3 separate regions of the Homo sapiens genome follow, and regions 1 and 3 are each linked to region 2. Evidence: chromatin contacts called from ENCODE Hi-C or POLR2A ChIA-PET data. All regions are on one chromosome and are shown on one strand. Each heading gives the region's core, a stretch centred on a gene start or an enhancer-like site at or near the end of the contact. The rest is flanking DNA. Distances are from core to core; before and after follow the strand shown.

Region 1 (2,700 bases), core at 61-2,560, 3.3 Mb after region 2:
ATAAGAACACATGGACACACAGAGGGGAACAACACACACTGTGGCCTATTGGGGGGTGGAAGGTGGGAGGAGGGAGAGGATCAGGAAAAATAACTAATGGGTACTATGCTTAATACCTGGGTGACAAAATAATCTGTACAAAAACCCCCCATGACACAAGTTTACCTATGTAAAGAACCTGCACAAGTACCCCTGAACTTAAAATAAAAGTTAAATAAATTAAAAAAACAAAAAATACAGGGTAAATGCCATAGTGTCTGGTACATAATAGGCATACAGTAAATGATGAGTAATATTACATGTATAAAATAAAACGTTAATTATCTAGCAGGCCATTGAGAGATGGTGTCTAGTTAATTAGGCTGAATGGCTACTCAGTTACAGGTTTAATATTAGAGTCACCATATCCACTTGCCTGTGTTATATAAGAAAGAAATACTCCAAGATAAAGGAAGAGTTGTAAGATATTGTCAATGGCATTTATCGACCCTAATTAACTTAATCACGTCCATTCAGCTTGTTCAAGTTTATATTTGTTCAAATGCTTTCAATCAATCTGTCTTCATCTGTTACCGGCCAAACTGAAAGCCCTGAGACAAGTAATCTCTTTAAGCCCTGCTGAAATATAGCTATTTTGCCAAACATACAATACCCTAAGCTTGGATCTTGAAAAAGGTGATAAATACTTCTCCAGCAACTGCTGGTTTTGGGGCCTCTGTTTAGACATCTTGCATAATATTTTTTTCATGATTCTTTTGGTTGGTTGATTTTGCAATTATTGAAGTCGTAATCAATAACAAGTATATACAGCACCTGGATCTGATTACAGGCACTGTTGTATCCATTAACCCAGCTCTGAGCCCTTGCAGTTACTTTCACCAAATGAAAGGCTGCTGGGCACCCCTGTGTTTTACAATGTCATGTTATTATTTCCCACTCAAGGCAGGCAAGGGGTGGACAAACAGCTTGTCTTGGCACAGCTGGTGCCTCTAGTTAGCAGAAAATGCTTCAGACTGTGAAGGAGCTGTACGGAAGGGCCAAGTGGTCATGCACTTTGGCTTGGCACATAAAGGGATCTTATTAGAGGAAAGGTGTGATTTTTTTTTTTTACAGGTGAATTTATGTTTCTCCCTTGGAGGCAACTTTCTCTAATCACATCACAAATTAGGCTGAAAAACAAGTGATAGATCAGAGAAAACCACTGCAGGATACCTAACCTATGCTTGACCTTAAGTTATTCAAGTAGTGGCAGACATTGATCAACAGGAAGGAAGGTGTTTCACCGAGAAATGTCTAGCTTGAGAGATGAGGGTTCATGCAGCATTCTCCTTTAGCCTCATGAGTGGCAGTGCAGAGTACTGGAAAAATTAGAGCTCTGGTTCTGCCACTTATTAGTGACATGGTCTTAGCCTTGAGAAAGTTACTCGACCTCTGTAAACTCAGTTTACAAAGTTTACAAAAATATTTTCCTCAATCCTCATAGGTTACTTATAAGGAATAAATGAGCAAGTATGTAAAATATCTAAGAGATGGCTCAGAGGGAGAGGCTCCACATATTAGAGTCTTTTGCTTCCCTCTGTATAATGCACATATTCCTTTTTTTCAAAAAATTGATCTTTAAACATCTTTAATATGAACTAAAACATGAATACGGAAAAAGTGTATTATGTAATGGAACTATTATAAACACCCTTGTATTTGTGTCAGGAAATAGAACTTTGCCAGCCACCCCAGAATCTCTTCTTTCCACCTCAAAGTAACCGCTATTTTCACTTTCGTAGTCATCAAGGAAGTGATGCACCCAAATGTGTATCTCAAGGCACTTAAGTTTAATCTTGCCCATTCAAAAAAAAAAAACAACTAATATACATTTTAAATAATTTTAGTATATATCTCTTTCTCTCCCTTACAGTAATCTGTGGAAGAATGTGAACTGTTTGACCTGCAGTTTCTCACAGTCTGGATTTTGCTGATTTTATATTTATGGTGGAGGTCTGCATGTTCTGTCAGTTGTATATTTTTCATATTGACAGCTGGATGCAGAGGGAGTATACTCATGTTTAATCCCTTTGGGAAGATTATAGGAAGTGGTATCTTCTTCCATCAGAAAGCAGATATCTTCTTGTCTCTCTTTGGAATGTTAGCAACCATCGACGCTCATTGAGTGCATCCATTATTTGTTGGGGGTTACAAAATGGTAATATTCCATTTCTACCATTTAATAAATGCATTAATTAAAATATTTTTATAAAGAGAGCTTCCCTTCACCTATTTGGTTATCCAATGGTACAATTCATGAGAGAAAAGCAAGATAAATTTTTAATTTTTTTCCCTTTTTACCAGTTATCAACATAATAAATTGGTTCTCTATCATTATCTGAAGGTGATTAGTGTTTTTTTAATTGTTCAAAACCGTGAAAAATATTAAATGTCAGGTTTTTGTTTTGCCTTGTTTTTTTTAAGAGATGAGGTCTTATTTTGTCACCCAGGCAGAAGTGCAGTGGCATGATCATAGCTCACTGCCATATCGAACTCTTGGGCTCAAGGGATCCTCCTGCCTCAGCCTCTCAAGTAGCTGAGATTAAAGACTTGTGCAATTGTGCCTGGCTAACATTTTCATTTTCATTTTTTGTAGAGATGGGGTCTTGCCATCTTGTCCAGGCCAGTCTTGAACTCCTGGGCTCAGTTTTTTTTTTTCTT
Region 2 (2,700 bases), core at 146-2,645:
ATGATTACGAATACCCATTTCAGAGCTTAAAAAAATCTGATTGCAAAACATCGCGCACTTGGCGAAGCCAGGAACCCACACTTAAATACATCTGCCTATACCACTGTTGCCCAAAATCTTCCAGGTCGCCACCCCCCTCACCTTTATCTTAAGTAAAAACGTTCAAAGAAGAAATCACCCACTCTTACTTCCTCAAAGGTAGTCACTCCCCACCCCCAAATCAAAAATCGATCCTCTCAATTCGGCTCCTCCTACAGAAAAGGCGACCTTCAGGCGCACCCGGTCTCCGCGGACAGGACGGAGGCGGACACAAAACCCCCTTTAATAAAGTCTCCCAAACTCCGCAAATCGAAGATCACTTTCCATCCTGAAAATTCCACAAGGGTCTTAGAGTGACAACCCTTACGCTCCTTTAACAGGGTCCCTAACTCTGCCCCGTCCTTCCAACTTTCTTAGAAAAGTCTCTAACGTGCCTTTTAAACTACTAGAATCTCAGACCCGCACTCTCCCCTTAAATCCCCCCAAAGGCCAAAACACTCCCCATCACATGCAAACTGATTTCAGGGCAGACTTCTCAGACCCACGCAATCACTAGAACCACTCTCCTTTGCCTAGTTCCTGCTTGCTCTCGGCCCCACATCAAAATCCCCGTAGGCAATTTCAATTTTCTCCCGCACGCCCGCGTTTTCCTGAGTGACACCTCTCCCTCCCCCCACAGCAGCCCGCTCGTCCCCGCGCCCCCCGTTTTAAAAGAATTTAAAACTTTCACTCCGCAGTCTCGTAACTGCCAGAAGCTGCACTTACATTCTCGTCTCCAGAGAGGTCTGGATTGCTGTTCTCGTCACTGCTCAGCTTCTGCTTCTTGGCCGCAGGCATGTCTGTTCCCGCCGGCGCAGTCGACACTTCCCTCTCGGACATATTCCTCCGCCTCCCTCCAGGTTCCTGCCGCCTGGGGCGGGGCCTCCGCCACACCGCCGTCAAGCAAGCCCGGCCCGAGCTTGCCGCAAAGTTGCCGCTGCCGCCGCCACCTCCACCGCCCCCCCCACTGTCGCAAATCGCGCCCAGCCGCCGAGGCGGGCGTGCGTGCGACCCCGCCACACTGCTGAAAAAGGGGCGCGCGCGCGCGCCCTCCCGCGCGGCTTCCTGGCTCCTTCCCTTCCCCAACTCCCGTCTTGCCCTTTTCCCGCCGCCCTCCCGGCAGTCTACACGATGTAAGGTCCGTTGGATTAAGAGGGCAGTATTAAGTATGTCTCCCTTCCCACCACCGCCTCGAGAAGAGGCGAAACTCAAAGGGATGCTCCCTCACCCCCTTCCTCCTTCCAAAGACGTTTCAGCCGCAATTGGCCCGTTCCTTCGATCTCCGACCCGCTGCTAGGGAGCGAAAGTCTGTGGAATGGGCTACACCACCAATGTCCCAGGAAACGGGGGAAGATACAAGACGTCACCTCTTGCTTTAGCTGTGCATGCCACGTTTCCTTAATCTTGAACTTGGAGGACAGCGCTTCCTGACTATTCACGGAACTATTCATAACCTAATTCTTCCTTGAAGATAGAAATGCAAAAACAGTAACCTGCTTCCCCCTGGCTTCCCCCATCTGGCGAATGGAAAGTACCCGTCAGGGGATGCGCAGGCGCCGTGGCGTACTCTTGCGCTGGGTTCGTCGAAACCCGCCTCCTCCAAGCCCCTCCTCTGTTTGAATTCTCGTTTGCTGAACCAGGTAGTTTTCTACCCGGTTTCCGAATCCCAGGGTGGATTTCAAAGCGCTACCGAATTATACTCTAGACGCTTCGTAAATTCTTGTCGGATATTTATTCTGTTGACTATTTATTGTAATGAATGATTATCCTTCCAGTTGCTACCAATAGTGGTTAAGACTTAAATAGAAATATCCTAACATTATGAGACTAGACTCCAATGAGTTACAGCCAAAGTGCTCTTTTTAGCTGCTAAAGGATAGGCCCTGAACTACGCCAAGGCCTAAGAATCAGTGCTCATCTCCATTATGAGATTGTGATACTTAACCGACAATGTTTTGCTTGTTTTTGCACATCAGATACAATGAAATTCTAGAAGGCAACACAACTGTTAAACTTCACCAAAATATTTGCCTCTGTTACTATATCTATTCTCTAGCAGGTGCCAGATAACATTGGTGAGCCTTGTGGAATTATTATATGGGTCATGAAACCATAACTGAATGAGCAGCAGGAAAAGGAGAGTGATGACGAAAAATAAAATACGGCATCCGCCACCTTTTTTTTGTTTTTCTTAGAACATGATTGTGACTACTTATCTATTCGGGCTTCTGTAAAAATGTCCTCATCTGTAAAAATGAGGAGGCAGGAAGGGAGAAAGGGACCTACCATTTCTTGGGCACCTGCTTGATGTTGTATATCTTTTCTCTTCTAGACCTCATTACCCACCTAGAGTGCACCATCCATAAAATTCTAGTATACTTGAATTATTTCTGCATGATAACTTTATAACCAGGACATCAGTTTCCTTATCTGCAGATTGCAAGTCACTCTTTCTTTTGTAGATAAAGAGAGAACTCTTGGTTGAGAATGAGAAAAGGAAGTAAAGCAAAGGCAGGTCAGAATGAGAGGTTTCTGCAGTGAAGACTTTGAAATAAAGAAGCCGAAAAAAAATTAAAGTTGAGGTCTCAATGACGGCAGTCATTTGTTCAGTACTTCCAATGT
Region 3 (2,700 bases), core at 15-2,514, 3.3 Mb after region 2:
GGCATCAGTATCAACTCCTTGGAAAGGTCTTCTTAGACCAGTCTAATTCACATAGTTTCCTTGTAAATTCTCCTTAATTCCATCCATAAAAGGTAAGTTCCATTAGAACAGGAATCTACCTTGTTCATCATTGGATCTCAGTACCTAGCAATTCTTGGCACAGACGAAAGAAGCATTTAACTATCTGCAGAATAAACAAATAATTACTTGGTGCTCTGTGATCCAGTCCTGTGGGGTCAGGAAAGGGTTTCTGATTTAAAAGGCTTTGCAAACTGACTAAGAATTAGCCAGGTCAGGGACAGGGTCAGAAGACGGTTTGGGGTGAGAAGGAGGATAGTGCACTTCAGGAACACAAAAGACATTCTATATGGCTGGAGCGGTGGAAAACCACTAGGGCTGAAGAGCCAGGCAAAAGTCAGATAGGAAAGAGTCTGTAAGTCATGTTAAAGAGTTTGGGCTTAAACCTGAGGGCAAATAGGAGCGACTGAAAGGTTTTCAATGGGGAGTGCCTCGGTCAAATATGAACTTTATCAGCCCAGCAATGTGGAGACTGGACTGGAAGGTAGCAAGATTGAAAGCAGGAGAACCAGCTGGGGCGGCGGGGGAGGGGGGGGTTACTGTCACAGCTATGTAGCAGTCATAGGGTCGAACCAAAATAATGTCAGTAAAAAACGGAGAGAAGTGAACAGATCTGAGATATTCAAGAGGCTGGTAGGGACTGGCTGGATGTGAAAAGGAAGAAAACTTTCAAGCTCTGGTTTAAGCACATGGCTCAGTTAAAATATGTTCCTTCTAAGCCATCATAGCATTTTGGAAGATCCCCTTTCAGCACGTACTACTCTGCACAGTGGCCCACTGAATACGTATTTGCACATTACAGAAGCAAGAGTCGCGCCTTTTCCTCTCTATTTCCGATTCTAAAAGCTCACTCCGAGTCTAGCTCGATGGCACTGTAAGTGTTCAATAAACGTTCGTTAGGTGATTGCAAAAGCACTGAGTCTAAAATAAAATAACTGACGTTTATATTCTGTTACCCTCATGGCTGCCCGTTTACAGAGAACCACTTGTGAAAAAACAAGCGCCGGGCTCTGGGTGGGTCTCATTCATAATGAAGTTAAGAGCCTCCTTAGGAGTCTCCGGCTCTTCGGCTTCCCGAGAACCCCTTTACCCAGCTCACCTGGGGGAGAAGACCAGGAACGGGCCCAGGCGACGCACAGTGACTCGGACCGGCCGAACTCAGTAGCACGCCGGCAGCCTTCCAATCGAATCTCCCGCGTCCTTTTCCGCCGGAAGTAACGCTTTGGCTCTGATTACTCAGAGCCAATCAGAAGAAGGCGCCGCAGAGGGTGGAGCTTAGCGAGGAAATCCTACAAGCATCTGGAAACGACCATTTTCGTCAAACTGCGGGTAGAGTCTTTCTCCCCGACAGGTGGATCAGTAGTACAGTCCGTAAAATTGGTTTTGGAGCTTCGCTGAGCCTCCTGGGCGTAGGGTTCCCGGGAAAGTGTGGAGTGAGCCGCAGCGCCCTGGGGTCTGGCGGGGTGACTGAAAGAGGGAATGGAAGCTGGATGAAGAGGGTTGAGGGAGCTTTGGAAGCCAGACCCGGCGCTGTCCTAGGGGCTAGCACTACCCACGGGCGGAGGGAGGAAGGGGGCGGTGGCAGGAGGCAGGAGGGGGGTGGAGCGCGGAGTGGGTTTTCGGGTGCCGGAGAAGAAAGGGGGCGTTATTTGAAAGAAGGGACCGGGACCTGGCGGGATTTAGGGGCGATGTGGACCCGGGGCGACCTGTGTAATGGATGGGTTGTGCGAGCAACACAGTTTTGGGGTGACCCAAGAACGGAGTATCATAGGGAGTGGTTAGGCTCCAGATGGAGGTGGGTGCAAGGAGCACAGTCTTTGGACCTGGACCCAGCGGTCTGCGACGACGTGCTCCGCTCACTGCTGAGTGATCTAGTGCAAGTTCCCGCACCTCTCTGAGCCTCAGTTTCCACATCTGTAGATGGGAATAACAATCATATACGACGCACAAGATTGCTGTGACGATTTAGTTAGAGGAGATGATGCGTGTGCCTCCCTGCCTCGTGATACACTGGCCTGTAGTGAACCTTCAATAAATTGTCATGGTAGCTGTTATTGCCGTTACGTAGGATTTGCGGAAGGCAGGAGGTGTCGCAATGGAATTGCGGTGGCCAGGGCAGGGTTTGGTGGTGATGATAATGGTAGGGATATTGGGTGACCTGAAGGACAGGTGGGCTTCGGGGGCGCTATAGATAAAGCATGGGCTACAGCGATGAGTTAGGAAGAGGCCCTAGCATGATAAGGGCAGACTTGGGGTGTGACCGCAATGAAGGTGAGTGCTAAGGAGCAGATGGCACGAGAGGAAAGTGGAGTGGAGGCGGTGTCCTCGGGGATGGGGGCGGAGTGGCTGTGGTGACCTGGCTTGGGCGGCGTCTCTGAGGAGCTGGCTGGCTTTGGGTTTCCCCTGGGAGGAGCTGTTTTGCGGCGGGCGGAGCTGCAGGCTGGGCAGGGCTTAGCCTGTGCGCTTCTGCTGGCCTCCTTTTCGCCCTCCCACCCGCACTGCAGTCTCCAGCCTGAGCCATGGGCCGCCGAGCCCTCCTGCTCCTGCTTCTGTCTTTTCTGGCGCCCTGGGCCACCATAGCCCTCCGGCCGGCCTTAAGGGCCCTCGGCAGCCTACACTTGC

What was found. Hi-C counts contacts between places; a loop is a spot of excess contacts on that map. ChIA-PET counts read pairs that join two places held with the same protein, here RNA polymerase II (POLR2A). Pooled maps may share reads with other maps.
Region 1: a loop to region 2 is called in a pooled map, with 2.8 times the contacts of the local background. The contact joins the enhancer-like site here to the promoter of EED in region 2. A Hi-C loop is called at or near these places in 1 of 37 single-sample maps with no recorded cell type and 3 of 50 pooled maps. POLR2A ChIA-PET finds 5 or more read pairs at or near these places in 1 of 52 experiments (endothelial cell of umbilical vein).
Region 3: a map of naive thymus-derived CD4-positive, alpha-beta T cell shows a loop between it and region 2 (22-fold over the local background). The contact joins the promoter of DDIAS here to the promoter of EED in region 2. A Hi-C loop is called at or near these places in 2 of 168 maps with a recorded cell type or tissue (CD4-positive, alpha-beta memory T cell and naive thymus-derived CD4-positive, alpha-beta T cell) and 9 of 50 pooled maps.

Annotation. Positions count from the first base shown.
Region 1 is chr11:82,959,206-82,961,905 of GRCh38, reverse strand. No RefSeq gene overlaps it. Among named protein-coding and RNA genes, the nearest start is that of DDIAS, 59 kb to the right of the region's middle. RefSeq lists an enhancer at 1,028-1,187. Within about 2 kb of position 1,310, at least 6 of the 41 ENCODE cell types and tissues checked have a DNase peak (open chromatin) inside an H3K27ac peak, as active enhancers do.
Region 2 is chr11:86,243,448-86,246,147 of GRCh38, reverse strand. It overlaps EED (embryonic ectoderm development), which reads right to left and starts at 1,395. Exons shown (of 12, transcript NM_003797.5): 1 at 805-1,395. The coding sequence starts at 918. RefSeq lists enhancers at 883-1,411, 1,412-1,942.
Region 3 is chr11:82,900,300-82,902,999 of GRCh38, reverse strand. It overlaps DDIAS (DNA damage induced apoptosis suppressor), which reads right to left and starts at 1,264. Exons shown (of 6, transcript NM_145018.4): 1 at 1,178-1,264. It overlaps LOC124902602, which reads left to right and starts at 945. Exons shown (of 2, transcript XM_047427953.1): 1 at 945-952; 2 at 1,319-2,086. The coding sequence starts at 945. The coding sequence ends at 1,976. PRCP (prolylcarboxypeptidase) reads left to right here and starts at 2,570. Exons shown (of 9, transcript NM_005040.4): 1 at 2,570-2,700. The coding sequence starts at 2,598. RefSeq lists silencers at 1,635-1,724, 1,775-1,824 and enhancers at 2,035-2,084, 2,365-2,464, 2,615-2,674.